Linked DNA regions of Homo sapiens: region 1 is linked to region 2. A link is an interaction called in ENCODE POLR2A ChIA-PET data of the cell type or tissue named here. Cell type or tissue: B cell. All regions are shown on one strand. Each heading gives the region's core, and the rest is flanking DNA. Links, peaks and the distances in the headings are about the cores only.

Region 1 (15,830 bases), core at 4,499-12,498, 59 kb before region 2:
CCTCTGAAAGTGCTGAGATTACAGGCATAAGCCACCATGCCCACCCTACCCAATTTTAAATTTGGGCGAAAGATTTGAGCAAGTACTTCATCAAAGAAGATATCCAGATGTTGATAACATGCAAAAAGATGCTCAAGATCATTACTCATTAGAGAAATACAAATAAAAATCACAATAAGATACTACTACAAATTCATTAGAATGACTAAAAAAAAAAAAAAAAAACTGAACAATACGAAGTGCTAACAAGAATACAAAGTAACCAGAACTCTGAAAAATGTCTAGTGGTAATGCAAAATATTGCAGTCACTTTGGAAAACAGGTTGGCTAAAGTTAAATATATGCTTGCCATATGACCCAATGTCTTCGCCCTATTTACCCAAGAGAAATGAAAAATTATATTCACCAAAAACCTGTCCATGAATGTTTATAGTGGCTTTATATATAATTGCCAAAAACTGAAAACAAATTGGGTATATCTATATAATGGAAAACCAACTCAGCAATAAAAATAAGTACTTGATACACAAAACATTGATGAATCTGAAAACGCATGCTGAGCAAAAGAAACCAGACACAAAGAATCCATCCTGTTTGATTCAAGTTATATGAAACTTTAGAATAGGCAAAACTAAGCTATAGTGACTAACAGTAGGTCAGTTATTGTCTGGGACCAGGGATGCCAGTAAGGAGCTCAAGAGAATTTTTGAAGTGATGGAAAGGTTCTCTATTTTGACTATGCAGGGAGTTAAACAGGTGTATAGTATATATTTGTCAAAACTCGTGGAATTGTGCACTTAAAATGGATGCACTGTATTATATGTAATTTCATACCTCAATGTATCTGATTTTTAAAATGCATTATTGTCTTTGGAAGGTAGGAAGGATTGTGGCCTTGAAACTGTTGTATTTAGCGCTTACATGAAACCACGTTCTCCCAGAGGGATATCACTGTCCCTGCAGCTTCCTGACCACAGGACTCTTTTGGCATGCTCCTAGCTACCTTTTGCTCCTATCAGAATCATTCCCTACCCTTTTCTTTTTCTATTAACTCAGTTCATATTTTATTATTCAAAAAATGGAAATAGTTTTTAAATGAAAAAGTGATACATATTTTCTATTAAAATGTAGAGAGAGAGAACATACTATTAATAAGCACATGTACCCTAGAACTTAAAGTACAATTAAAAAAAAAGAGAAAACCCACATATCACTGCATACAATTGACTTTCTCTTCCCAGACGTTCTTGTATTCCCTTTTTTAGACAGCTAATTTTAAAGTTAATTTTATCTCAGCTGAATATACAAATCCACACTTCTTTTGAAAAATTAAAAAGGACAGGAAAAGCCAGAATCCTCTTTGACCACTTAATGTCTTCCCCATTTCACCAGTCGAGATGTAATTATTATTACTGGAATGTGGATCCCAGCTCTTTTAAAAATAGTTTTGTTTGAAAATTTGTATTTTCATAGAGTCACACTTAAAAAAATTTTTAAATTGTATCTTACAGAATTTTCAGTGAAATCTTTAAACATATATTTTTCAGCATGTCACCTCTTCCTATCCCCCTCTCCCACTTGTCTTATTTCTCAGCCCCACATCCCAGAGCCCATGTAAACAACCTAGAGTGTACCCCTTTCTTTGTATCCATGTCATCATACATGTGATGTATATACACATATGTATCTTCACATATATACATATGTAGTTTTAATTTGTGTGTGTGTACATTTATACACACACATACATATATATGTATTTTTCAAAGATATTTTACCTTATTCAACTGTGTTTCATAAATTTCTTCAAGCCACTTGTTAGATTCTGGGGTTACCTGTTTTAATGGCTGCCTAATTTTCTATGATATGCTGTATATTGATACTTCAGTCCATAATTTCCCTAGTGATGGGGAATTCAACCATTATTATAATGCATATACCTCTCTTATAAAGTTTATCCTTAAATATTTTTTCCTATTTCCATTACTGAGTGCTTACTACTGGAGAGGAGGAGGCCTAGTGGTTTTTGTATATTTATCTTACATCCAGCCATCTTGCCAAAGTTTTCATGAATTTTAGTAGCAATTTTTCTGTATTCATTTTATTTTACTGCAGTCTTTTAAAATTTCTAGAAATAAAATCATCTTTGTCTTTTCCTCCCAATGTTTATGTCTTCTGTTATCTTAGTTTTTAGAAGGTTTAAGGTAATAATAGTGACAGCAGCACCCCTACAAGTTCCTTATTTTAATTGAAACAGGTTTTGTGTTTCACAATTTAGAATAATTAATGTTGGTTTGGCAAATATTAATAGTCTTTTGGTAAAGTGTTTTCTGTTTCAACATTCCATGGTGTTATTAGAAAGAGCTGCCATATTTTTCAAATACTTTATCAGCACATATTGTTATGGTCATATGGTTTTCCTCCTTTAGTTTGCTAGTATAATAGATGTTGACAGATTTCCTGATGTTGAAATGTCCTTGAATTCTTGAAAGAAGTCCTGCTTGGCCATATTAAATTACACTCTTGATATATTGTAGAATTCTACTAGCTAAAATCATATTTCAAATTTTTACATCTGAGCTCCTAAGTCTGTAGATATATTTTTTGTTTTATTACTGTATTGGGTTTTGACAGCAAAGCCATGTGTTTCATAAAACAGGAGAGCTTTCTTTCCATATTTCTCTATCATCTGGAATAGTTTAAATGGTGCTGGAATTATTAGTTAGATAAAACTCATTTGGATCCAGTCTATTTTTCAGTATTATATCTTTATTTATCATTTCAGTATCTTTTGTGATATTAAGTTTATCCTGGTTTTCCACTTCTTACTAGTTTTGGTAATTTATATTTGCTAAGAAATTTTCTGATTCCCCTGAATTTTTTGGTTTGTTGCCAATATTCATTCTTTTCTCTGTTAACTCCTTTCATATTCTTCATATTGTATATTTTTGCTCATTTCCCCTTTATTCAGGGGCACTTGTCCATTTTATTACTGTTTATAAAAATACAGCCTTTGGACTTATGTTTTCTATTCTATTGCTTTCAGCTTCTATTTATCAATTTCTTTTTTTCTAGTTTTTTTGGTTGCTATTTGCTACCTTATTAAGGAGAAAAAGTAATATATTCCTTCACCTCCCCCAAAAAAAATTCCATCTGAAGGCATTTAAAGCTTACATTTTGAGTACAGCTTTGGCTATATGCTATTAAGTTTGGGTATAATGTGTGTTTTCTGTTGCTTTTTGGCAGTTTGTATGTAATCTTTTTTAACTTTTCTCTCTGATCCAACAGAATGTTTCTTAATTTGTACACAGTTATAATATTTATAGCCACATGTTAATTATTTGTTTCTAAAATTTTTTGGGGGGGGGGCTGCTGGCCAAAATTTATTTGATTTTTATGTTCCATGAATATAAACCAAAAAAATGTGCAAACTCTATTCGAAGAGCCATCAGATCAGGTTATATAGAGCCATCAGATCAGGTTTACTAATTGCATTATTCAATTCTTCTATGTCTTTATTTTTGTCTATTAAATACATCTAGTTCTAAGAGAGGTATATTAATCTCTCTAACTGTATTTTTATTTTTTATCAAGTTCTCTGCATTTCTAGTGGCTTTTGATTTAAAGTCTTCAGTTCCTCTGATAATTGGGACATAAGAGTTTACTGCCACTGTATCTTCTTAATAGATTGTGTCTTTTGTCATGACATAATATTGCTGTGGAGTGTTTTTAACCTTAAATTCCACTCTGTCTGATACTGACATTTCAGTTCTTGCCCTTGTTCTTTGTATTTGCCTATTTTCTCTTTGTCGGCCCTTTATTGTTAGCCATTTTCATCACTTTAAGTGTGTTTGTATACACAGCACGTAACCGGGTTTTGTTTTTTCTAAACACATCTATTTTGTAATGATAGAAAATTCAACCCATTCATATTTAGATAATGGTAGATTCAATTGATCTCACTCCTTCTATCCTACTTTGTGTGTTATTTATTTTACATTGTTGTTTCTTCTTTTTCCTTCTAGTTTTTGCTGATTTGTTTTCTATTTTATTTTTTTATTTTTTCTCCATGAAACATTAAAACAGGAAAATTTGTTGTTCTCTAGCTTGGTACTGTCCTACCTCTTTTTTTAGTGCATTTTGTTGACTCAGGTAGGCACCTAGGTTAGAAGCCTCACTCCCACCCTCCCAGGCACACTCAACACTGACGCTGACATTTGTCACCAGGCTTGAACCCAGGGGCAGCAGGATGTATGGGAGATGGGGTTTCATTCTGCCACTCAGCAGCTATACAACCATGGGCAAATTATCCACCTTATTTGACCATTACAATGTAGATAGTCACGTGGCACAGGTGGGACTAAGCAGGGCATGTGTATGATCCACTTGGCATATAGTTGGTGCTCCTGTTCCCTGCTCCCTCTCTCCTTAGGCTCCTGGGCTGGGTTTGGGCCTCCCCTTTCTCTGAGCTGAGCAATCAGGATGAGGAGCATGGCCACGATGGCCGGCCTCATGTGTCTGGCTCACTTCTCTCAGGATTCCTAAAAGGGATTTCTCACATCAGCTTCCATTGGTCTTTCATTTCTGTGGGGCAGCAGGGATTATACTCTTCTCTCCTGCCCCTAAACAATGTAACGAGACACTGTGGAGTGCTGTCTGTGGACACACAGGAGGTGGGCCTGGAACCCAGTGCTCCTGCCTCCAGCTCCAGATAAAGGAATGCACCTTCGACTGTCTCCTCTAGGACCCCAGTGTAGCGGGAATGCCTTAAAACAAAGTTGTTAGTGTTGCAGCTTTTTGAAAGAACCTGTCTAGCTGGTTTTCTGGTTTTCACCGGAAGACCCATTTTACAAAAAAGATAAACTTGTTATATGCAGGAGACAGGAAATTGGAGGAGGGACCCAAGAAGGCCATGTCCTGGAGAATACAGCTTTCCTGGGGGCCTTGAGGAAGCAGCTAAGGGCCACTGTCCTTCATCCACGCTTCATCCCTTGCACTCCTCTTGGCCTGGTGTTTCTCTCCAGGGCTTCAAAGCTGAGGAATCCACTGATTCAGAGCATGCTGTAGCCGTCATCACCAGGTATTGGGACTTGCCCTCAATGTACTGGGTCTCAATTCTTTTGTATCCTCTCGTTTGTTTGGTAGAGAGAGGGGTGGAAAGTATTGTAGATGATCTATCTCTACATCTTTAGTTTTGTGATTGTAATGATTTCCAGTAGGCAAAACTTAAAACTCCTTGAGGGCAGAGGTCTGATACCTATTCAGACCCCTACTCAGGGGTCGTGGAATGCGGTTTGGCGCCTTCTCCCAGCACTGTTGATAACTGAGGGCAGCACCCGGGAGGGCCCCTTAGCTCCTTCCACCATCTGGGTCCTCTGATCCGCAGGACCTTTGGGGTTTATTCCCTGTCCACTCATGGGTTCTGTGTACCTTCTGCTGTTAATCTACACCCCTCTCCCGTCTGCTCTTCCATCTTAGTGCTCTCTTGCCACTTCATAAAAATGGTGCCACAAGCTCCCTGGGGACAAGGCAGGGACTTCTTCGCTGCTGGAGGCCCACGGCCAGCATTCATGCTGAGGGGTGAGGGTGGCAGGTGCGATTTGATGATATCCTCTCCCGCCCAAGCAAAACAACAGCTCTCCCAGACCCCAGACCTCCTCTGCAAGTGAAAGAACACCAAACAACTCTGTTCAAAACAGTTTATTTTATTTTATTTTTTTTTTTGTCAGACAAACACATTGATTTCTGGACCACAGTAGAGGATGGAAACCTTTCACAAACTTATTTATTTGAAAATACAAATATAAAATTATACTTTCCACATCTGTGATGTGAGAGACTGCCATCCACATAGTAATTTTTTACAACAGGGCTTTAAGAAAGCCACACACAAAGACCTGAAAGATGCTTGAGATATATATATAGATAGTACATATATATGTATATATATAAAAAAAATACTCACTACCAAAGTTCTCATCAGTTTCATACTAAAGTATAAAAGTAAGGGTGAGGTCAGCCACAGTGCTAGGGAAAGTTTTATTTAGATACATTTATGTCCACATGAAACGCTTAGACTTGCATCCTATTACATATGGAATTCGGAGTTTACAATACACCATGAACGGCAGATTGGCTAGCCCACGCTACTTAAGAGGACACTCACAGATTCCACATGGGATGGTACATTATGTACAGAATACAGTAGTAGAGAACCTTCGAGGGAGGCTCTGGAACTTTTGTCTCTCAGCCTCCGGCCCCCTCCCCCATCATGCCCCTGCCTCCCGGAACTGAAATCCTGTCTGAGACAATACATTCTGATTATTTGATAGCCAGGTGTTTGGATTAAGGTTGCCCCCCTGCAGGTCCCCGACAAGAGGGATGGATTTTATTTATATGTTTTTGTGTTTTAGTTTACTTACTTTTTTTTGGTAGAAAAAAAAGAAAGAAAAAGAAAACAAACATATTACAGTATTAAAGTATTGCTTAACTTCCAGCGTCTCCTTGTGTAGTGTCTGTGCCCAGGACGGGGCTGAGCTGACGTCTGCTAGTTTTCTGCTTTGGGGTGAGGGTGGGGAAACCCGCCAGTGTCTTTCTTCAATGTGCTTGCCTGCAGTCAGTCCCTCTGCTCTCCCACTGTCTGCCTTCCTTGGAAGATAGCCTGGCTTGCGAAGCACATTCAAGAAAAAAAAAAAAAAATCTCCCCTCCCCCACCAGCCCCCCACTCTCCCTCTGTTCCTGCGTGCCACTTGCAACCAATAAAGAGAAGTATGAGTTAGTGTTTCTTTTGTAAACAATTTCATATGCAATATAATACAGAAAGCATGGCTGACCTTCAATAAAAAATGTAGTAAACGATATTGCTTTATTCTTGAATATGCTGCAGTGAGTGAATGGCAGAATGAAGCAGTGTGGAGGTGGTGGAGGAGGCTAAGTCCCTAGCCCTCGTTTGCACTAAAGATCAAAATAGGTTTTGTTTTTCTATTTGGAACCAAAAATAAATTTTTTCCCCAAAAACCCCCAAATGAAAAGGAACAACAAGCAAAACCCACCCCCAAGAAATCAAAAACAAAACAAAACCAAGAACAAAAACTGAACACCTTTCAGGTCATTAGAACCAACAATTACCCAATGATTTTTATACTAGTCTAGCAAGATGTGTGTAACATTCACTGGCTGTGATTGCTGTGCAGTGAAACAGTAAATTGACAGCAATAGAGCCATGCTACCTTAAAGTCCAAGCTACAAGTTCAAATTAAGATGAAGGTTATGAAGGATAAAAACGCAAAGGCCTGCTGGGGCTTTGTTTGAATCAAGCTAATGGGCGACTGGGATAGAGCGCGAGGCTGTTTGGTATAGAGCGCGAGGCTGTTTGTTCCCAGTGGATATAAGGAAGGCCACGAGCCAAGTCTGTGGAAGCTGCTAGAGAGCAGACCAAGGCTTGGTCATCTCCGTCAGCCCCATGCCCAGCTAGGACCGGGAATGGGTCCGGGAGCTAATGCCACTCACTCGCCTCTGCTTGGGAGGAGAGGAGTTCGGGGGTCTCAGGCAGATGGATCTGGAAGCCAGAAAGTCACCCGGTGGCTGTTTGATAATTCCGGGGAAAAGCCATCAGCCAAGAGGGTTTCTCCCCCAGGGAAGGCGAAAGGTGGTTCCCATGTTCGCCATTGAGCTTAACTGAAACAAAGACGAGGCTGAAACATCAGTGTTAAAAGAATTTACAAAAATCTTTCAAAATGGACTTCTAGATGGAATGGGGGGACTAACGTGAACCTTAAACCTAGGTAGCCACATTAAAACATATCGGATTTCCACAAGATTTGTGCTATGGGCTACTGGGTCTCTTCAAAAGGTATATAAACATCTAAAACATATTCACACAGATTATCAATTTCTTCTGAGCATTCTTAAAAAAATATTTTTTCTCTTAGTAAAATCATTTTAATATACCATGCCTCCCTCTTTTAAAAAATAAATTAAAAAAATCCAGTTTTGCATATCTAGCATTAGCATTTAAGGTAGTATGGCACCCCTTCACAGTGGGTGGGGGGGGGGGGATCTACAAAACGCCGTAGAGTCCGCCGGCATTTTAACATGGTGAGACCTTGGGTTAGTTGAAACCACATCAGATCAGCTAAAATAAAATTAAACTTGAAATTGAAAAAAATAATTAAAGGAAAAAACTGCCCCAAAATTATTAGCATTTTTTTTCATAAATAAGAGAAAGTTCTATCCTTACTGGTCCTAAATCTGAATAACTATGTCTAATTTTTTTTAAACCTTAATTATGTTATACCTATCAATATGTACTAGAAGAAAGAGGAGAAAAAAAGTCGCTACACTAGTACCAGGACAGCACGCTTACAAGATAGCCATTTTATACATTATTAACATACAATGATCAACAAAGAGTCTTCTATGAGGTGATGGGGGATGCAGAGAAAAGGAAGGGAAGTACAGTACATCACCAACATGGACAAAATAGGAATTAAATTCCCTCGTCTAAACACTGAATTTCTGGGAATTTACTATTTTTTCTTTCTTTTTTTTTTTTTAAATAAAACTTATGTTTTGTTGTTTTATGACTTGAACAAGTTTTGATATTTTAAAAGCGCTCAGCATTTAATCTGGTTGTTTGGGGGAAAAGAAAAGAAACAAAGAAAGGAAAAAAACAACAAAAAAACCTCACCAAACAACCTAACATTTTATTAGAAAAACAAAGAACATGATTTTTTTTTTAATTAAAAAAAATGTTGTTGCTGTTTCATTAGAATTGAAAACGGGTTTTTTCTTTCTTTCTGAGTTAGCATTTTGGAGTCTTTAGTTTGAAGATGCTTTTGCCCTACCATGTCTGTGAATGTCTACATTAGTCTACTTTGTTAGTAAAATTTATAAAAATAGGAGTGCAGCAGCTCTTTATAATAAATGTCGCATTCAGTGTCTCATACTGGCTGTGCCTTAAGTACCAAATTTATAAACGTAACAATTTAAAAAATATTAATAAAACGTCAATATCACATTTTAAAAAAGAAAAAATATATATCCACACTACAATATGTTTTAATGCCATCTATTGAGTTGTACTTCTATAGTTGCTGTTGCCGACCTATTACCAATATTTAAAAAAAAGTTAAATTAAAAAATATCCTTCATCATAAGTATCTTTCCCCAACCGAGGACCATATATTATAACAGCCAAATGTTAAACATGTGCAAAGAGGAAACTGTCAGTTTTTCCCACCAGTCACAGTGCAGTGATGTTTATACTTTTTATTTTTAAAATTCTGTTTACATCTACAATAAATTAAAAAAAAATTCTTCCATAGCCTCTCTGGTGATACTTGCAGCACTGAGGTATTAAAAAAAATATATATAAACCAAAAGGTTGCTTTCCTAATTTGTAAATAGAAAGTGAATGGAGAAAGGTTGTATTAATGCAGGCTTATCCACTCCTGGCCCATGGGCCCCCAGATGTGGGAGCAGGGTGGGGGGCAGGGGGAGAAGAGAGGCAAAGTGTCCTAGGGACCTTTGGAGGTGCTGAAATGATTGGACAATAGAAAATGATCAAATATTTAAAAATTAAGACTGAAAAAGAATGTCCCCCCCACCCCACCCCCACCCAAGCCAAACAGGTGTGCTTTGAAACTTTAAATATGTTAAATATTAAAATTGTAGCTTTGTTTTTAAAAAACATCTTGGGAAAAGCAGTTTTTCATATTTTAAATAAAAATCTAACTAGACGGTAACATTTGAAGCTGTGCACAGACAAGAGGTTAATAGGCTGGTACAACACTAATACAGTTCTTAGGTCTATCACACAGACAAAGGAGCTAAACAGTGCTCTAACTTGTCCTGGGGTGGTCCTGGCAGCTGGGCGATCTTCATCTCAGTAACTGACTTGGCCAACGTTCCCTTCCCGCCTCCTTCCACAGAGCATCAAACTGCCTGGGACCGACTCCCTCACAAAAATATTTTTGATTCTCTCTTTCTTAATAGTTTCTATGTAGTTAATGGAATTGTATTTACAACATTTCTTTTTTAGAATTCACAATTTCAAAAAACCTTATAATATCACCTCTTTCAACAGAAAAAAAGCACTTATAGAAAAGGAGGACACTCAAAACACTGTCGTCCTTACCTTATTGCCGAAAATAGATAGACTCAGATTAACAAAGAGACATCACAAAAAGAACTGCTAGAAAGTCTGTTAATTAGCTTACTACATCTCACTTCTTCTACAACGCAAAATAGAAAGCTCACGCCCACCTCCCGCCCTGCACTTCACAACTTTGCTTCAGTGTGTGCTAAAGTTCCACCTGAAAATTCATACAGTCTCAGAATTGGTACCAAAATATGGAGAGTCATATTACCATCTCAGCATCCTTTAAAAGTGAGAACAGAACCAAAACAAGCAAAAAAAAATGTTTTAAGAAAAAATAACTCCTTAATATAACAATTATACTATGGTTAGCTTTGAACTAGATATTAAAGCTATGTGACTACTGGACTAAGTCAAAATCACTACCAAATGTGATTCAAAGAGATTTAAAAGGAGAATGGGAAGAGAGGGAGGGAGAGGGAAACCATCAAGAAAAACAAAACAAAACAAAACCGAAATCATGGGTTATATACACATTTAAAAGCTGTTGTCTTATATTACAGCAGATTCGTGAGATGATGAGATGTAGTCAACCCTCGATCCGAAGTGAGCCATCTCTGGTTGGGATGGGGAGTGAGGCTGGTGGGGGTCCAGGTCTGAGGACATCACCTAAACAAAGGGCCACTCAGAAACTTCGCCCAGTCTTGCCTGGACATCCAGGTATGCTCTGCAGGGCAGGGAAGGCCAGGATGTCCAGAAGAAAACATAAAATGGAGGGGAGAGGGGAGGAGAAAGAAGTGTCAGACAAGTATGCGATTTCCTCCACTGTTTTAACTAGAGTTTCAAAGATGGACTTCACTGGACTATTGAATACGCACGAGAATCACCTGGCTAGAAGCTTACTGAGATCACAGGTTGGGAAATCTGACATCTAAACCATACCTGACACTGGGGAGAGGACAAGGCTTCAATTCTTTTGCTGATTTGATATAGTACCATAGGGTTGTTGAGGTAGTGGTGGGAAATGTGCTTACAGGGATTGCAGCCAGGTGGGCAAACTGCCCATTGACCTGAGATACCTTTTTTCTGTTTAAACTTCTGTTTTCAAAGCTAAATGTTAAAAAAACAAACAAACAAACAAAAAAAACCCCACAAACTTGCCTTTATTAGATACCCATCGATAACTTTTAAATGCAAACTTACACTAAAAGATCATATCATATACCAAAAACTAAAGGTCATGACACTAAAAATATACAACAAATAACCGGCTTTGGTTACAGGAAACAAAAACAGGCCCAGGATTCACAGATGTGTTTACTGAGTCTCCCTGAATTGACTGGGAGTAGGGGGCCTGGGCTCCTCTTTTGTGGATGGCGCTGAATGTCAGAGGGTTGGGGACAATGGGTGTGTTTGACCAGTCCTTCCTAAGTGCTGCGGGTGCAGCCATCTGACTCTATGAGCTCACCTAATCCATTTTGGAAGGGGGTGAGTTGCTACCACACTCTTGGTTACTTCATCCTTCTCTGGAAATTGAGTCCTAGACTTAGATGAGGGAGGATGGGCTGGTAGCAGCCTCCCCCATCCCATTCCACCCCACCCCACCCCTATGGAAAGGCTTTAGTGGCCTTGGGGTTATATGGAGCTGTGGGCAGGAAGCCCTGCACCACTCCTTCTCTTCCAGGGGAGGGAGGGAGGGAGCACAGGCAGCCCCAGTGTCTGGCCTTTCAAGGGTCTGCTGTGCCTGGTAGTTGTTTAACCCCCTCTTCATCTGACTCCACAAAGGGCTGGAGCCATCTTCAGTCTCCAGAGTTCTTGGTGATACCAGTTGTCCCTGTTCTCAGAGAAACCTTACTTCCTCTGGGTCCCCAAACCCAGCTTAATTAGTAGCAAGTAGCTTTCCTTCAAACTGTTAGTGGCCTCTGGCTCTGGCCAGCAATGGCTGGGTCAGTGCTCAAGGGGAAGTGGAGGCGAGGGGTGGGAGAATTCACACACATGGTTTATTTGGTTAAGAGAGGCAGTTGCGTTAGTTGAGGTGATCCCTTAGCAGCAACATTAGAGAAATCCAAGAGATTTATGGAGCTCAACTCAACCCAGTTCTCCACCTGGTCCGACTCAGGAGCCAGGAGCAATCCCTCTCTACGAGAGAGGCATCCAATGAAGTGCAAGCCCAAAGTGGCCAGTTCATCTCCAGCCTTGCTTCTCCTACATCCCAACTCCAAGATTGAAAGGCTTTGGTGCCTCTGTGGGATTTTCCGAGTGGAATCCATTCCCTGGCCTCAGCTGTCACCCTCTCTTTTCCAGAGACAGATCCATGTTCCAACCTCACAAACTTAACGTGCTAACACAGTACACATCTAGCGCTTTCACAAGGACAACCCCTCTCCCTTGCTGGTGTTCTTCCCAAGAAGGACAGATACTCATTTCCAAAGGAGTGTGTGGCAAGGGGCTTCCTCACTGCCCCAACCTCCCTCTCCTCTCTTCCGTCCTCCCCCATATCCCCATCAAAGTGATTGAAAAAATGTTTAATTAACTTGAGCTCAGTTTAAAAGGTTAGGAAACTGGCAGGGATCCAAATCCATGTTACACAGGTGATGTCGTTAATTTAATTTGCTTTTCGTGCAGTAATCTGGATAATTACTCAGTAGTTACTGGCAAAAACGTTTTCTTTTCACTAAAAGATGGAGTCTGGCTGTTTGACTGCATGAACCCCATTGGCTGAGCCCCAGCAAGGCCTGGGGAGCTGAAGGGGCCCAGCAACCCACAGGGCCAGCTCAAAGGACCTCCAGGAGTGGGTGGCCCTGGCCCCCATCCCTGCTTCCAGGCCTAGCAGAAGCCCAATGCTTCCCTGCCTCTATCCCCCTGGGACGGGCACAGCACGAGATCTCCTTCCAGTTTCCCACACTCTTGATTGTATTTCAAGACAGAGAAAGATGAAGGGTGGGGAAGATACAGAAAAAGAATCCAAAGAACCAAATCAAGAAAAAAAGAGAGAGAGTCAAAAAGGTGGGGGTCATGATTAAAAGCTGGAGGAAGAGATGAGAGATTAAACGACTGGATTTGCTTTTGCCCCCACCCTCCTGAAAAGGGGTCCAGAAAGAGGAGAGAGAGATGTGGATGTGATGAGACAGGGGCACGCACGTGCATGTATGACCTGTGGACATACATGTACGGACACACCGGCAGGGCAGAGACACATGGCAGAGACGGTAATACCTCAGAGTGAGATGGCAACGAAAGCACCTGCTCAATGGTATCCATTTGTAAAGGCCGTTGCAATCAAAGGTCCCTAAAATTGCACAATTGTTAAGGTCATCAGTGTGCTATACATGGGAACAGATTGTCATATTCTGGGAAAGGAAATTATCTCTAGGACTAGTTCTGTGGTTGCCAGCATGAATATGTAATTCTGAGACACCGTGCCATGAGGGGCCAGGATGACATCCTCCTCAGCTCCAAATCCCTAGTCCCCACTCCCTCCGCCCCTACCAAGCCTATCTGCTTACCCCGGGGGAAACCAAAAGCCAGATTCAGAGGCGTGGGTGGATGGTGGGAAACGGGGGTTTGTGCCCCCAGTGATGGGCATGTTGCCCTGAACCCCAGAGTGCAAAGATAAGTCTCTGTCCGCAGTCCCAACGGCTCTAGCTGGGGAGAAGAAATCCCAGTGCAGACAAACTGGGATGCTTTCTGGTTATTTCAGAAAAACATCACAGCCCACAGGTCAAAAGACCCCGGTTTTCAAGAACAAATTGGGTCTGTGTTTCTGGATGCTGAATATGGAAATAAGTTGTGTTATAAGTGGTGATAGACGGTCCCCTAAATTGAGCAGCTCTCAGGTGAATAATATTATTCTGGATTTGGTACCACAGTTGATCCGAAGGGATTAGATTCATCAGACTACTGACTTAAGTGATACTGGCTTGGGAGCGGAGCTGAACAAGGACCCATCCTGCACAAGTAGGGCTGGCAGGCGTGTGTGCGCCTGTGTGTGCGTGTGTGCGTGCGTGTGCGTGCATGTCTGTGTGCGTGTGTGCATGCATGCGTGCGTGTGAGTGTGTGTATGAGGGAGGAGCTCCCAATGCCAGGGGGCATGAATGAGGCCACCTTGGTGCCCTAGACTGTCTGCACATGTTTTGTTCTCCGCAGCGTGGCCCCCAAGTCAGGGCTTGCCAGCTGTCACTCAGAAGCGGAGTCTGACAGGAACGTGGCCTGGGACTGCAGACGCACCCATCTTAGCTCAAAACCAAACTGCCTCCAAAATGCTGAGGCTGGCTAGGGCAAAGGTTGGCCAATTTTCTGTTTCCAAAATGGAAGGGACAGCGAGCAAGTGGGCTCAGGCACATTCATGCTCACACACACCGGGAGGGAGAAGAACAACACAATCTGAAAACAGCATGCAAATCTGTTAAGCAAATTTCCATTGCCTGGATTAGTCAGATTATAGAACCACAGAGCATTACAAATATCAAATGCATCTGGCCTTCAAGGGGTGGAGGCTGCAGCTAAGGAACGCAAATGGGAACTTACTTGGAACCTGGAAACTGTAAGAAACATTAGCAAAGGAAACTGCCTGGGAGAGGGCTTGGATCCCCACACCACCTCCCGGGCTCCAGCGCTGCCACTGGACCTTAGATCAGGGGCTCTATTGACTAAGGCTGCTACTCTGGTGGGGAGCTGGGACATTTCCCAGCTCTCAGGTCCCAGCCCACATGACAGTGTCCAGAAAGCGGGGATCAAGGAAGGTGGCCACTACTGAGGCCCTATTACGTGCCAGCGTGGGACACTGTTTCGAATAATCCTCCCACAATCTTTTGAGGAAAGCATAGAGATTCTGGTTTTGCAGCCAGGGAAATGAGATTCAGACGGGTTATCGAAGTGGCTCAAGGATGCACTGTGTGAAGGTGATGGAGTGGTGATCTGAACCGGACCTGCCCATGCTCCTTCTGCTCCATCACACAGCCACACGAGAGGCACCCAGGACACCTCTAAGACGACGGAGGCTTCAGCCCTCAGGAGCTGGTGTGATGTTGATGGGGACCCTCTGTCCTCTCCTCTGCCCCCGATGTTGGGCTTTCCTGGCACACCCACAGGCCACAAGGAGCTGGTCAGGAAGGAGGAGGCAGGAGGGCAGGGGAAGGCAGGTACTTACAGCTATGCCGTGGCCGAAGCCCGAGCCCGGCTGTGGGCTGGCCGCACTTATGTAATTCCCCACTCCGGAGTCCTGGCTGGCAGGGCCGTAGAGATCGGCGACAGGTCCTGGGCTGTTGGCCCCCGGGAAGCCTCCGGGCCGCGCCGGGTTGGAGCCTGCCGGGGAAGCGGGCGCGCCAAAATTCGGTTGAGCACTGTAGCTATTCAGGACTGGTGTGCAGAGAATAGAGCTGGGTATGAGGCCAGAAGCCAGGCATGCACCGGTCATTACAAGCCAAACACTTGAGAAAAACAGCTGAGGCCCAACTTCTAACACTCAACCAAGGCCATGCGAAAACATCAGCAGGGACTCAAGAATACTCAGCCCAGGCTACTACTAAGAAGCTTGGAGCTCCAAAAATATAGAGAATAAAAAAACAATCATTCAACACACTACGGCAACCAACCGGAGGTGCTTCACTGCCCACCAAATTATCACAATAGAAATAGAGATATATATGGAAGAGAGAGAGAGAGAGAGAGAGTTTTTTTTTCACATCTGAATTGATGCTCATGCAGTCTTCTAGATCTGGGCACGTTGAGA
Region 2 (15,830 bases), core at 5,197-13,196:
TACAAGAAGCAAAGTGGGAGGGGACTGGAGAATAATTTTTTTTTAATTGAGTGAAGCAATGAGGACATGAGTCCAAGAATTAAAAATGAGAAAAAGAACAGTCATTCAAACAGGCAGCTAAGACAGACTTTCAGTGAGCATTGACTGGAGCGGGGGCAGCCCAGGCCGGGACTGTGTCCTCTCTCTCTAGAAATGGTAGCAACCCCCACTTTGCTATGCCTCTCTTAAGAGCTAGTTGATAAAAATTATGTCTTGTGAAACCGGCAAATAGTCTGCAAAGTGAAATAAGAACAGAAATTAACAGATTAAACTGAAATGAGAAGTCCAGAGTGGGGAAAAGAGAGGAAGCAGGGGAGATCCCTGATCACAACCCATAATAATTCAAGACGGGATCCTGATCCAAATTCCAGGCTGGGGTGGACACCTGGATGTGGGAAGAAGGAGCTGTTCCCAGAGTGGTTGGTCACCACCCAGCCTTTCTAGAAAAGAACTACTCCCCACTCTAAAAACTATCCAGTGTCTAGCCTTCTCTAGGAACATTTATTCTGACAGAATTCTGAAGATGGGCACAGCCAGGTGCCACTTGCCACCAGCTGTGTGGCCCAGGAAGGTCCGTGCAGCCCCATGTCACATGGTGAGAATGAGGCTCTACTAAGAGTGATATCTGCACCCCCAACCAGATGAGATGGATGTTCATAGAAAGGGTAAGTCCAGGTGGAAAGGAGGACCCTTCATAAAGGGGATCAGATTGCATCTTCCTGAAAGGGGACCCAGGCTACCTGGTTTATGAGTGAGAACAGCCAGGATGAAGAGTCTCGGAGCTCTCTAGGACCTGGGCGTGCTTTCATTTCTCCCAGCTAGCTGTCTTGCATGGCCCTGCTAGGGGGACTCAGAAAGGGGCTGGGAGAGGTTCGGGATCCATGCACAGCATGAGGGGGACCGGAGGTGGGAAGTGGGTAAAGTGGGCATACAGTGAGGACACTGAAAAGAAAGACCACAAAGAAAACATCAGGATAGTTGGGAGGTGACATGACTGCTGTGTAATGTCACGAAGTCACAGGATCCCCGGGGCATGGCAGGGGTTCGCAGAATCTACCTGATGGGGATGAGGAGAGGGCAGAGGGCTGGGCTGCCCCATCTCTGGGTCCCCCTTCTGTACCCCAGCCGCCTCGGCCAGATCCACCCGAAACTTTCCTTATTGGCATGAGGTGACAGATGGAAGTCAGGGCATCCAGAAGCTTCTCTGTAGCCCTGGCCCTGAGGCTGTGGCTCCAGGAGTCATCAAGTTTGGTTCTAGAGGGGCTCAGCTACTCCCTGCGCTCTTGACTGGAATGACACATGGACCTACCTAGGCTTTGTGTCTGGAAACATTTGGCTGCTTGGGGAGGCATCTGGGATAAGCACAGACCCAACACTCCACAAGGAGCATATCCTTTGGGAGGGGGTCAGGAGGGGAATAGACTCTGACCCTAGCCTGGCTTCTCAGATGAGTGGGGTGGGCGGCCCCAGCCATGGGGCCACCCTTCCCAGTTCAGGGCCACTCCACTCTTGCCCTCCCTGAGAGCAGGCAACCTTACTCTTGTGGCCACTGGTGGCCCCTTTCTGGCCATTAGTTAAGAGAATCAAGAGGCTTCCATAGTGAGTGGGAAGGTGGGAAGGATGGAAAAATAAAAGTTTGATGGTTGAGAACAGGGCAGCTAACTCCCAAAGGTCAGGAAGCTGCTGTCTGTACATTGTAATGCCTGATTTCTGTCCCATTCAAACCCACCTGATTGTATTAAGCTGCAGGGACTGTGGCCATGACAAACGGATGGGCCCTGGGCAAAAACACTCCAACCCCACTCTATCCTCCTTCCTGCAGCCCAGTCCATCCCCCGCCCCCCCAGTTCCCAAAGTCTTGGCTTTGGTGAAGGGCTGGGCACCCAGGGGACCCTATCTCACTCTGCCCAGCCTCAATCTGGTCACTGCTGCATGTCCGTCTGCCTGGGGCAGGCCCAGGGATGCAGGCCATGGAGGCAGAGTTCTACTAGATGTCTCCTGAGCCAGCTCATGGGGGCCCCGGGGCAGGCCCTCTGATGAGACAGGGGCCTTAGCATAGGGTCCACATTGATGTCCTCTCCCAATTATTCCATGTTAAGATCCCTCAACTCTGTCCTCCTGGGACTAGCATCACACTCAGGGGCAATGGCAGCCTGATTACGGAGGGGAGCAGGTTGTGCAGGCTGAGTGCACAGATCAGTGCTGCACCTGGAGGGCCGAGATGCGTGAGCCTTTGCACCTGTCATCCCCTGGAGGGGAAGCGAGGGGAGGAAGTGAGAGGAAAAGCCACCAGCTTCTGGGCTGAGCAAGACTGGCAGAGAATGAAGCACAGGGACACTGACCCCATGGGTGTCTCCAGGAAGGAGTGGTGCGCATGTGTGAGTGTGTGGACCGTGCACCCCCCAGTAACAGCCCTCTTCCTTTAGGCACTGGAACAGCACCAGCCCGTAAGAAATTTCCACGGTGACTGTTCTACATTCTGTGCTGGCAATAGCCACTTGCCACACATGGTTACTGAGTCACTGAAATGTGGCCAGTGTTTCTAAAGGAACTGAAATTTTCTTTTTACTTCTTCTTATTCTTCTTCTTATTTTTGAGACAGAGTCTCACTCTGTTATCCAGGCTGGAGTATAGTGGTGTGATCTCGGCTCACTGCAACCTCTGCCTCCTGGGTTCAAGTGATTCTCTTGCCTCAGCCTCCCGAGTAGCTGGGATTATAGATGCCGGGCACCACGCCCGGCTCATTTTTATATTTTTAGTAGAGACGGGGTTTCACCATGTTGGCCAGGCGGGTCTCGAACTCCTGACCTCAAGTGATCCTCCCACCTCGGCCTCCCAAAGTGTTGGGATTACAGGCGTGAGCCACCGCACCCAGCCAACTTTAATTTAAACCTAAGTTTTAGTAGCTCTTTGTGGCTAGTGTTATTGTACCAGAAAAATGGACACTAGGGAGATGGTGGAGGGTGGCAGTTAAGGCCCAGACCGCCTGGTCCAAATGCAGGTCCTACCCCTTGCGTACTGTGACCCCTTCAGAAGGAGTTTCTACCTCTGTGCCTGTGCCTGGTGGGGGTCTCTGCCTGGAAATGGGAAAGTCTAATGACAGTGGCTGGTTGAGTGCTGGCCTCTCTTGTGGTGGTCCTTCTTGCATGTGCCCTTCTTTTCTTCAGGTCTGGGAGCCTGTGGCCATCCTGAAGCAGCCTGCTGCTGGGGGGCATCTTTGGGGACGGCTTCCTTAGTGCGGGCCGAGGAGTCTTGTTGAGGCCCCTCCCAGATGGGGAACCATCCCAGCCCCAGGGGACACTGGTGGGGGAGCCACCTGCACTCAAACTCCTCCATCTTGGACTTCTGCTTCTGTGCCTGCCTTCCCTGCACCCTCTGACCCACACAATCGGAGAGGGGCACAGACCCCAAAGACCATTCCTCGTAGACCCCCTTTTCCAAAAGAGAGAAGTAAGGCCCTAGAAGCTGAGTGACCCGCCCATGGCCACTTGGCCAGGTGGTATCGGAGACAGGACAAGAGCTTGGGGCTTCCACCGCTGGTTGAAGGATCTGTCTGCCATAGAGCACGGCTCTAGGTGCCCCCAAATGCCTCCTCATCTCTCCAACTACACCCTTCCCGCCCCAATGCTTGGTCTGAGGCAAAGACCAGGCCAAGCCCTCACTCTGCCCTCCTGTCATCAGTGTCAGGGCGCCATCTTCCAGCGACGCGTCTTCACTCCCTTTGCTTCCTAATTCATCTCAGACCCTGACACTCCCAGACCTCCAGGTCTAGGCATGACGACAAGGCAGGGGTGAAACTCCGCCTGCAGCCCAGCTCCCCAGGGAGCCTCCTCCCTCAGCAGAAAACCCACAGGGGACAAGACTCTGTCCCTACACCTCCTCTGGAATCTCGGCTGTCCTTTGCACATGGAGACCCCCAAACACCCCAATATATTCTTATCTGTACTCCAGATTTGAGAAAGGCTGGGGAAAAGCATACCCTGTAAAACATCGCTTCCTTCATTGTCCCTACCCCATCCCTACAAGACCATGTTTCCCCTCGCTGCTTCTCCCAGGTGAGGTCCCAGGCCTGCCAGCTACCTGGAGTTGGAGCTGGAGCAGCCCTGGCATGTGGCGGGCATCACCATGGGCTCTGCCTCAAGTCTTGATACCCACGCAGAGGGAAAGGATAATCTAAACAGCTCACCCAGGATGGACAGCAGTCCCAACCCCTAGCAGCTCAACATCAACACAGCCCAGAAGGACGCCGAAGCCACAGCAGTCAGGACGGAGCAGGAGGAGGAGGGGTGGAGGAAAGGAAGCAAGGGCGGGGAGACATCAAACATTGGGCAGGTGGACACAGGGAGCGGGGAGGCGGGCAAGGGGTGGTAGAGGGTGAAAGAAAGCCCTGGGCCTAGAGTTCAGTCCCCAGTGAGAAAAAACCCGGAAGAGGCTTCAGAAAAAGGAGGTGAGCACAGGGAGGCCTCCTGCCTCCGTTCTGCTTTCCCTTTAAAAGCTGCCGTTCTCAAATACCCGGCACCAGTGAGTTATACCTGAGTTAATCAAAAACTCTGAGCTGCATCCTGGCCTTGAACTTCAGTGGATTTGAAATTTATCATGTATAGGTCATTTTCAAGTGGATGCATGTAAGAAATGCATTCTCTTTAGGGGTCCTCTCACCTCCCCGCAAATGCAGCCCACCTCTTGTGCTTCCAAAGCCCTGGGAGACCAAGCCACTCACCTGGGAACTGATAGCCATAGCTTGGAGCAAATCCGGGGTAGCCACGGCCATAGGTCGCCACGAAGTTGGGATATCCTTGAACACAAAGAGAAAGATCAGAGTCCTGTTAGTACAGCCGCCTCAGGTCTGGGGTAAAATCTCACGGAGGGTGGCAATGAGGAAAGCCTGAGTTATTTTCCTTCACAGAATAATTTGTCTCTCATGAGGGTTTTTTTATTAAGGGTCTGGGTCACCTCTCTCCTGTGGCCGGGGGCGCTGCTGTCAGCTGTTGCTAATTAACCCATATTTGGGCAGCCAGACCCCGCAAAGCCCATGTACTTTCCTGAACCTTCAGAGTAAATGCCATGCATCAGCACCAAACACAAAGCCTGCGCCTGGCTCTGACATTTGGAGAGCTTACCCTGCATGTACTTTACCTTAAAGCTATTGACAGTAGGAGATTAAAGTCCTCGTGATGCATCCTCCCAAGGCAGTGGACAACAGAGCCAGCACCAGACAGAGCATGCGAACTCAGGAGTCACAGTTTAGCGGCCAAACTCAGGGCTCACCCTGGGCCTCTGGAAAACGCTGGGCCTGATGAGCCATGGCCCACACTGCAGTTTTGACACTCCACGGAGGTGCCAAGATCTTTGGAGAATGGTGAGAGGCTGGATGTGTTAAGATGCATACCACAAAGTGTAGCTCCGACTCAGGAGCCCCGTGCCGTGTGACTGGATGGGCGTTTCACCACAAGCGTATTGTTTCTAGACCCCTGTCTCAGCAGGCAAGCTAGGGGGTGAGTGGTTCACTGAAAGACACTTGTAGAAACTGCCACTGGGCTGGCCACTGGGCACACAAGAAACTCAGCTGGCAAGTCCAGGGGCTGGTGTGACCATCTCAGATCTGTCACTAACCCCCAGTGATGTGAGGTGTCATTCAGCTCTCAGGGAGTCATTGTGGCTGCTCAGGCCACTTCGTTCTTCAAGTCCCTGCCTGATTCAGGCTAAATGAAGGCCGTATGGGTCAGGCTCACTCTGCCTCCCTCCACTCAGTGTATATGTAACCTCAGTACATTCTTGCTCTTAAGATGCCACCACGGCCACCCAACCACCGAGAACGTGACTTTCGCTTTGACTTTGGAGGTGAATGTCTGTGGTCATTTTTTGGCTGCCCAGCCCCTGAGCCTCTCCCTGTGTGTAAGTCTTGGAGAGAGGCCCACCCCCCCGGCCATCACAGAAGCTGAGAAGGCCTCAGGGCTCTTCCTGGGGCTGGAGGCTGGGAGGCAGGCCTGTGAACCTGGGCTCGACAGACGGAAGCCCTCCTTAGGATCTGCCTCTGGAGCTGGTAGGGCAGAGGAGGAGGGACTGGCTCCGAATTTATTCTGGTGTCAGTAGCAGAATCTGGCATCCAGTGTTGGCAACAGTGGCCCCCTGACCAGGTCATTCCTGAGTTGTCCCCTTGGCTAGGGCTGGGGCTCTGACCACCCAGCTCCCCCAGTTCCTGCCTGTTTTCTGAGTCCTGTTCTCCAGCCATCCTGTCAATTCTCCAGCACTGCCCAAGCTCCTTCTAATAATCTCCTTTGCTGCTTACAGCAGCCAGGGTTGTTTCTGTTGCTTGTTATCAAAACACTGGCAAACAATTACTTTGATGAGTGGACTTATGACAGCCTCCAGGCTCTCCAGCAATTGAGGGCAACAGTGACACTTTCCACGGGTGTCTCTGCCCTTCTACACAAACCCTTTAAAAACATCCCTACACACAGCTCTGGGGTCTTATCACCCACCTGCTCAGTGGCTTCTCATACATCACACTGACCACTTTCTGACCCTGCAAGTGAGGGCTAATGGAAAAGGATCCCTTACTAAATTCCACTTTGCCTGCACTCGGCAACAGGAGTCAGAGTTTGCTTGTCATCCTGCTGCCTACTCAGAGCTTTTGTGCCTTGGAGGTGGGCTCCACCGTCCCTCACTTCCTGGTGGATGTTGGTGTTGTAGCCTCTGCCTAGGATCAGTGGATCTGCCACCAGACCTAGAGCAGAAACTCACGGGTCTGAAGTCAGGAGACCTGGGTTCCAGTCCTGCCTCTGGCCCCCAACCATGCCCTTGGGGGTTGTTATGATTTGATGTATGTGTTTCCCCCAAATTTCTATGTTGAAATCTTAACCCCCAAGGTGATGGCCTTAGGAGATGGGGCCTTTGGGGTGTGATGAGGCCATGAGGTGGAGCCCTCATGAATGTGCCCTTAACAAAGAGGTCACAGAGAGACCCTCACCCCTTCCAACACGTGAGGACACGGTTAGAAGGGGCCATCTATGAGGAAGCGGGCCCTCACCAGACACAGAATCAGCCAGCACCTTGATCTTTACTTCCCAGCCTCCAGAACTGTGAGAAATAAATGTTTGTTGTTCATAAGCCACCTCGTCTATGGTAATCTGTGACAGCAACCCGACTTAAGATAGGAGTCTTCCTTTTTCTCTTGGAGCTTAGTCTTGTCACCTGTAGAAAGCCTTGTGGGTCCCTTGCAACAGTGACGTGCCCAAATTCTTGAGTGAGACCAGCTGTGGCTCCTTTCCCTTGCTTCCCCCAGAACCTTCCCAAATTTGCAGTCACAGCTCACTCACTGAATGGAACTGTCTCTACCTCCACAGGGTCTTGCCACCTGCTCCTTCCTGTGCACTTATTTCCCGGTGCTTGGTGACTCATTGACAGAAGCCTGCCCAAGCGAGGCAGAAGGACCCAGCAGCTCTGCACTGACTGCTAGCTAAGGAGCAGGAGCCCGGTGGGATGTTGAGCTCAGCAACCCGACGGAGAAAGAAGGAAGGAAGAACAGCAAAGGCCAGGGCTCAGATGCCTTAAATGGACACATGCATACTGGCGCCTTCCTTCGTATTTATTTCGTGGCTAGGCAGCTCAGTTCTCCTCCAAATTAATCACCTGCTAGCAAATCAGATCTTGTACTAGATTTCTTATACCATGATTTCAACAATATTGATAAATGGATTATATGCAAACAGCCAAGTCATGGCTGCCTAGGGGCTTTCCAGATGAAAAATGGCTCCTTTGCTTCTAACTTCAGAGCTGGGGGTCTTAAATATTTTAGTGTTAATCTGACAGCAAAAGCATAAGCCTATGTGTCACCTTCCCTCAGGGAGGGTGGGAAGTGGCAGAGCAGCCAGTTTCTCCCTGCACTTAGGTGACAAATACAATGCAATTATACCTGCTTTCTTCCTGGCTTTCCTACAAGGCTTCAACGAGAAAGAAGAAAAGCATGGTCAAGTTCACCCCAACTTTGGGTCTCACCCCACTCTTCCTGGACACATCAATACTATAGTCTCCCAAACCACAAAGATGAGAATTCGGCATCTGCCAGAGCGGGGGATCTTATCTCCACCCCCAATCGCCGAACATCCTCTAGGTCAGGCAGATGAAATCATAAATTTATAATACAACATTACTTCAATTTTCCTCTTCATTTACTGCTGTGCAGCCCAGCTCTGCTCGAATGGTTCACAGCCCCAGCCACACGGGGGAAATTGGCTGGCTGCATATCAATAGCACATTACAGCAGACCCGTGCAGACGCTCCGTCAAGCCACATTACGGTGGGATGACCCAGCCACCACTTCCATTAGCAGCCTGGCCCCTCCCACACTGGCCACTGCACAATTTATCTGCTCCAATACTCTGGACGCCTGATCAATCCCACAGTAATTATCTCTTGTCACTAAAGTAAAAAAAAATCAAGGCTTCTGCCAGGGTGACCACCTCTCTTGCAGATCGGCTTTCCATTGCAGAAGCAAAAATACAGAAATCAACAATAGAATTTGGATTTGCCACTGAGCTCATTTTGAGTCCCCATTTTGGGGATGCTGACAAAGTTGTCAAAACTGTGGTTCTGGTTCTAGATCTTTGCTGCAACCCTAGAGATGTTTCCCTTCTAGACGGGTCCATGACTCATCTTCTCCCGGGCTCTGTTACTCAGCTACTCAGAGTCATGGAAAACGGCTCCCACCAGGCCCCAGACTTGAAAGAGACAAGAGACAGGGCTGTTTATCCAGGGAACTGCCAGAGTGTGACATATCTGCTGCGTGATGTTTAGAGCACTGCCTGGGGCACCTCATCGGCTCCATGAGGTCTGCAAACAGACTAAACACCAAGTGCCAAGAGTCCTTCCTAGGCAAGGACGCGAAGGCTAAAGTCTACAAAGATGCTTTGCCCCCAGAATCACCCTGAGTTGCAGGGGCTCCTCCAGACCTGCGCCGTCCAATTTAAATTTAATTCAAATTATCTAAAATGAAAGCTCCAGTTCCTCATTCGCAAAAGCCACAACTCAAGGGCTCAGCAGCTACCGTGCACAGGCGGCTAGTGATATTGGCTAGTGCAGACAGGACCTTCCCTCCCTTGCAGGAAGTTCTATTGGACTGCACTGCTCTACAGGGACAATGAAGAGCTGAATTCTGAGTTTCCTCTGTCCACCAGGAAGCGGCTAAACAAAGGAACACTTCCTTGAGAATAACCTAAACAGATATTTTTGGGAAAGCCAGATCCCCGTCGAAATTGAGTGTAGATATGTGGTTTTAAGTTCCAGCCAATCTCCAATCTTTTGATCTGTTAGTGAACGCCAGCAGATTACAGCTTCCTAGTGCCTGTTCTTAACGATACTTTTTTTTTTTGCTCACATTTCAGGGGGCTTAATGTCAGGGAACACTGAGTCAGGACTTCACGCGGGGCTTCTCAGTACGACTGCACCTAAGAATGCTTTTGGCTAACGTGCTTTAGCTGATCATCAGCCTCTCTTCGTTTCTGGGCCTGCTAGGGTGAAGCTTTTCTTTGAGGGCTCAGCAATGTGCTATTTCTCTAACACTCGTATCAGCATGTTAAATAAACAGCATGTGCCCAACGAGGCCAAGAAAGTTAAAGGCAGTGGGATTATGTGGCAGAGAAGGCTCAGAGAAATAAAATATATCAACAATCATCATGTGTTTGCTTTTATTAAGTTCACCTTCATTAAGAAAAATGAAAGAGATTCTATCACATTGAGCTGGATAACTGTGGGCACCTCTTGGTGCGGTGCCGCAAAGTCTGAGGGGCTGCACGAGACCATTTCTGTTTTTTTGTTTGTTTGTTTTTGAGATGGAATCTTGCACTGTCACCCAGGCTGGAGTGCAGTGGTGTGATCTTGGCTCACTGCAACCTCAGCCTCCCGGGTTCAAGATTCTTCTGCCTCAGCCTCCCGAGTAGCTAGGACTACAGGCATGCGCCACCATGTCCTGTTAATTTTTGTATTTTTAGTAGAGATGGAGTTTTCACTATGTTGGCCAGGCTAGTCTCTAACTCCTGACCTCAGGTGATCTGCCCGCCTCGGCCTCCTGGGAGTAGAGGCATGAGCCACTGCACTGACCTGCAAAAGACCTTTCCTAAGAGTCTTAGGTGACTCTGGTTTTGTCCGGCTCAAAGGTGGGAGACCTGGCCTAAGGATAACCCCTCCTCTTCTCTTCTACATTCCTTTTAAGGAATTCCCATTGGGTTGATTATTCTGTGATTCTGTCAAACGCTGTAAAAGCTAAAACCAAAACAGGTGTAGGTTTTCCCCAAGGATGTCTGCAGCCATATCAACAGAGATCAAGATAGAATAACTGTGCAACTATATGCTTATCAGCCTCCCTCTGAAGAGACCACCCAGAGTATGGAGAAAATCTTAAATGATATTTAAAAATTAGTTCCACAGTGTTCGAGTCATTTGCAGACCAGTGTGCTGGTTGTCTCAGACTCCTCACTAGAATGTCAGCTCCCTGAAGTCAGAGACTTAGTTTTCTGCTGCATTTTCAGCATCTAGAACAGTGCCTGGCACTTAGTAGGTACTCATTTAATAAATATTTGTTGAATGAATGAATTTTAATGTTTTAATGGTTTATAGTCTCACTTCTAAAAAATCCCTAGAAGTGCTATTTATTTTTCCACTCTTTCAATAATAAAAGTTTAAATCATGGAAACCTCGTCTAATTTCATTGGTTAGTTAACTTTAAGAAAATGTTTTTCTGCATGAGTCAAGTTCATCAGCCAGATTGCTGTTGGTGAGGATGGTAGTGCTTCCAGGACTAATATGCAGGCATAGTGCTCGGTGGAGATGGTGACCCATGTAACTGATGGGGTCATGTCAGGCCATGCTACCAAAAGATTTGACTCTGCCTGATGCTACACTACCACTTTCGAGGGAAGAAGCAAGAAGAAAGAGAAACAGTCTTTGATGACAGAGTCAAGGGCTTCCATCATAGCACAGCAAATGGCAGTCTCCTCGCTTAGAGAGTCCATAGACCCAGAGGGCCAAGCTGGGCCAATGGGCAAAACAGAGGGCAGCCCAGGGAGTTCCCAGTGGATGCTTTACAGAGGGCTCAGGAGGAGGCTCTGTGATGGCTGGGGAGGCCTGTATCTCCTCAGATACAACTTGACACTGCATCTGATTCATCCCTTCTGCCTGGACCTCTGGCTGAGCTGGTTCCTGGCTGAAGGACACATTTTGGGACATCTTAGGAGACCCTGCTCAGTGCATATGGATGGCCTCACCACAGTCACTGGGAAATTCAGGAGGGCCCAGGGCTGATGAGGCCTGGAATCCAGCACACAGATCTTTGTCAGAAGGTGGCTACTCAAGAATAATCCAAACTCCTTGGGCTGGGAGTCCACAAGGAGAAAGAGGCCGCAGTTGCCACAGCACAGGTCACATTCGTGAGTCTAGCTAGGTTCTCAGCCTTGGGTGGTAAGGAAGTCCAAGTGGTAGGGCTTCCTAGTGCCTTGTTAATAACAACTCCCAGCTTGAGTACATGCTACGATACCTTGCTGATTTGAAGACACACATCTTTTCCACACTTTAACTTCTCTGAAAGTGGGATCTATCTTGCAGCCAATGTGATAAGAAAGCATTATGCGGTTTAATTAATAGCATATTTTTTCTTTCTGAAGAGTACATGAACATACATCTTACTAGCCATGGCATCTCAGATTAGACTAAATACAGCATTTACCAGGCAAGATACAGTTGCATTTATCCCTGAACAACCCCATGAAGTAAGATTATTACCCCATGGGTAGGATAAATGAAGAATAGAGAGGCTAAGCCACTTGCCCCAAATCACACAGCTGATAGAGTGAAGAGTCCAGGTCTGCTGATTCTGAAGTCCCAAGCTCTTGCCTCTGGACCACACGGCCTCCCTTGCTGGAGCCCTGCTCTGGCTAGGGCTGACCCCATCCATTCCATCCAAAGGGTTCTCTACTTGGTTAGAAGAAGACTAGTGCCTCTGTGACCTGGGGTTGGGCTGGATAGGGTCTGGGGTTAGGCACAACCACAGCTACAGCAGGCAAAAGGCAAAGGCCTTCAGCAGCAGGGTGGGGCTGCGGAGGTTATAACTCAAGAACAATAGGCTCTGAACTGCAACAATATCTTTACCTAACAGCCCCTTCTTTACTGTGGCTTGGGGAAGTCATAACTTGAACTGTGAGTAGACGGGGGAAGAGCTGGGCAGATGAGTAAGCTCCTGGCAGGCATCACATATCCATCCCCCAGCGAGCAGGCGCTGTTCAGATGCTGTCCAGATAAGCGCAGGGACCAGTGCTGTCTCCTACCACCTCAGTAGGTGCTCTCAGGAAGGGGCCACTCGGGTCTGCCCACGAGCTGCAGGCAAAGCCAACCCTGGAGCCCCTGGGCCTGCCTCTCCCCACCTTCCCACACACACGTGGCCAGGCTCGTTGGCTCTCAAGGTCCCACAGTAGGGTCCTCGTGTTCCAAGCCTGTTTATTCCGAATGGAAGGCCCCTGCCTTACTCATCCTTCTCATTTCTGCTGAAATGCCACTTCCCTGATTCCTAAGACTGGCTTCCACTCCTCATGACGTGCTCTCCAACCACCCCCAGACTCTATGATGATCATCAGGCATCTGTGCAATTCATGTTACGCATCAGGCTCTCTGTATAGACCACAAGCTCGCGGAGGGCAGGAAGCACATCTGCTTGTGAAGCACTGTGTCCCAAGGCTACCCAGGGCTGGTCACGCAGCAGGTGCTCTTGCCCCTTGCCTCCTGCCCCGCCTCCCTACCTGTGTTCCCATGATGAAATGTTAGGTACCCTTCTGTTCAGGGATCCCTGCTTGGGTGATTATGGAGATGTGGGCCTGAGCCTTTGCTCGGAGTCTGGGAGGCTGAGCACTCTTTGCTCTTTGTCAACTGACAGGACCTGAGCTGGCTCCGCTTCACACCTTTGCTTCTCCCAGATGAAAACCAGTTCCTTCTTCCCAGCATGCAGAGGGTACCAAGTTAGACTCAGAAAGGTGGGAAATTTCCTGAAGTTGGATCCTGAAGGTCTTCCATTTTATGCTGTAGGGCCTTTATGCTCATTTTAAATTCAAGACTCTAAAACCCAGTAGGTGGTAATAGGCTCAACTCTTTCTTATTTTTATTTTGCTTTTATTTATTTATTTTTTTAAGAGACAGCGTTGCTGGGCGCAGTGGCTCACGCCTGTAATCCCAGCACTTTGGGAGGCTGAGGCGGGTGGATCACAAGGTCAAGAGATCGAGACCATCCTGGCCAACATGGTGAAATCCCGTCTCTACTAAAAATACAAAAATTAGCTGGGTGTGGTGGCGCGCGCCTGTAATCCCAGCTACTCGGGAGGCTGAGGCAGGAGAATTGCTTGAACCCAGGAGGCGGAGGTTGCAGTGAGCTGAGATCGCGCCACGGCACTCCAGCCTGGCGACAGAGCGAGACTCCATCTCAAGAAAAAAAAGAAAGAGAGAGACAGGGTCTTACCATTTTGCTCAGGCTGGTCTTGAATTCCTGGGCTCAGGCAATCCTCCTGCCTCGGCTTCCCAAAGTGCTAGGATTATGGGCATGAGCCACCGGCCTGGCCCCCAACTCTTTCTTATTTTATATTTTTTCAGAAACAGGTCTTGCTATGCTCTATGCTGCCCCGGCTGTGGTGCAGTGGGTACTCACAGGCACGATCCCACTCTGATCAGCACAGAGTTTTGTGCTGCTTCATTTCCAACTTGGTCCTGTTCACCCTCCTTAGGCAACCTGATGTTCCTCCACTCCTAGGAGGTCACCATATTGATGCCAAATTTAGTGGGGACACCAAATCTGCACAGCCCAGAGTTCCTGGGCTCAAGCTTTCCTCCCGCACCAGCCTCCTGGGTAGCTGAGGCCATAGGTGCACGCCACCACACCCCGCTAATGTTTATTATTATTATTATTATTATTATTATTTTGAGACAGAGTCTCACTCTGTCACCCAGGCTGGAGTGCAGTGGCACAATCTTGGCTCACTGCAACCTCTGCCTCCTGGGTTCAAGCGATTCTCCTGCTTCAGCTTCCCAAGTAGCTGGGATTACGGGCACGTGCTGCAGTGCCCAGCTGATTTCTGTATTTTTAGTAGAGACAGGGTTTCACCATGTTGCCCGCACTGGTCTTGAACTCCTGACCTCAGGTGATCCATCTGCCTCGGCCTCCCAAATTGCTGGGATTACAGGCATGAGCCACCATGCCCAGCCTAATGTTTATTATTTTTTGTAGAGAGGGGGTCTTGCTATGTTGCCCAGGCTGGCTCATAAACTCCTGGCCTCAAGTGATCCTCCTGCTTAAGCCTCCCGATTACAGGCGAGCACCACTGCACTCAGCTCAACTCTCCTTCTTTCAGGTTGATTTCACCATTTAAAACTACCAGCTTAGAGTTTCTTTTGATATAAAACATAAAGACCTAATAAAAATTATTTTTTAAAGGAGGAGCTAAGGAATTATCTTGTAGTGAACCAGGAAATAATTATCACTGATTTTTAAAATCACACTCTTAAATATAGGTATATTTAGTTTAGACTCTACCCTTTTCTATCAACTGGTGCATTCCCATATACCATACTGTTTTAGTTACTGTAGCTTTGTGTTACATTCTCACTGTTGGTCTTTTCTCATTCCTCTTTTTAAAAACATTTTCTCATTTATTCTCACTTGTTTCTTCTTCCAGGGATAAGTTTTAGAAACATCTGGCCAATTTAAAAAAATTACAATAGGATTTCTCTTTGAAACTCTGTTAAGCCTAAAAAATTCATATGAGGAGAATTAACATCATGGCCATTTTTAATATTCTCCTGGCATCTTTTTCTATTTCATAAAGTTCCTCAAAATAGTTTTACCTGCCCTTGTTATTTCCTCAGACAAGTAGATACAATTCTTTGTCAGACCACAAGATGTTTTATAAATTTAAAATTAAGCCAGAAGTGATTTAAACAGCAGCAAATCTGAAAATATAGAAAGGGCTTATCAAACAATGTAGAAGTGGGACTCTTAGCCAAACCAAATGAAAATCCATTAACACTAGACAGCTCATGTGCCTGAATGGAATTTTACCATTAACTACCATTTATCCCACTTAATTAGTATTTTCCTGACACACAATAACTTGCACTAAAATACCATTCTCTCGCCTTTAAATTTCTAATTATTGTTGCGACCTACACCATTACGCATCTCCACTGCTTTCTCCATCTTTCATGCCATTTAAGCGGTAAGATTTTCAATTATCTACGCAGGACGGACAGAGATACTTTTAAGGAAAGGGACATAATATGCAACTCAATTTCTCTAAAAGCCAGGAGAAATCATTTTTAGTCAGAACAAACACACTTTGTCTTTCATCTTTTTTTTTTTTTTGGCAAATAAAGAGTAAAACAGGCTATTTAAAACATCCATTTAAATGCAAATTTTGATATCCCAAGAGAAAAATGTTAATCATTTAAATAGACAGGATTATCGCCCACCCTTACCACTTCCCTCCTCTCCCAAGTTTTAGAAAACGTAGCCTTAGCCCACACAAGTCAAGTCAGCCAGGAGTCCTTACATCTTAAGAACTCCCACTCAGATGAGAGGGCTGAGGCAGATAGAGGGGGACTTTTCCTTCTTTTGAGGAAGGAGATGGAAAAGAGAGAAAATAGTCTAACATATCCTATAAGCCAGGCATGGGGCAATATTATAAATACAAACACACACACACACACACACACATGCATGCACACACACACACCCACACTTAATCATCACAACTGTCTTGGAA

Evidence for each region. ChIA-PET counts read pairs that join two places held together with the same protein. Peaks named below come from ENCODE experiments on the same cell type or tissue, not always from the same donor. Only the 100,000 strongest peaks of a DNase experiment are listed, where the experiment ranks them.
Region 1: POLR2A ChIA-PET joins it to region 2 with 5 read pairs; 2 of 35 experiments call an interaction of 5 or more read pairs at or near these places.

The regions. Positions count from the first base shown.
Region 1 is chr17:57,674,545-57,690,374 of GRCh38, reverse strand. MSI2 (musashi RNA binding protein 2) reads right to left here. Exons shown (of 14, transcript NM_138962.4): 12 at 15,249-15,403; 13 at 13,316-13,388; 14 at 5,686-10,826. The coding sequence ends at 13,347. It also overlaps the pseudogene RNU7-134P. Among named protein-coding and RNA genes, the nearest start is that of CCDC182, 63 kb to the left of the region's middle. RefSeq lists an enhancer at 13,664-14,163 and a silencer at 14,432-14,501. In B cell, for the core only: no CTCF peak of the experiment used is centred there; no DNase peak of the experiment used is centred there.
Region 2 is chr17:57,616,233-57,632,062 of GRCh38, reverse strand. It overlaps MSI2 (musashi RNA binding protein 2), which reads right to left. Exons shown (of 14, transcript NM_138962.4): 10 at 4,760-4,834. It also overlaps the pseudogene RN7SL449P. Among named protein-coding and RNA genes, the nearest start is that of MSI2-AS1, 16 kb to the right of the region's middle. RefSeq lists an enhancer at 2,137-2,236. In B cell, for the core only: no CTCF peak of the experiment used is centred there; DNase peaks (open chromatin) are centred at 8,232 and 9,062; H3K4me3 peaks cover 1,827 bases; H3K27ac peaks cover 1,242 bases.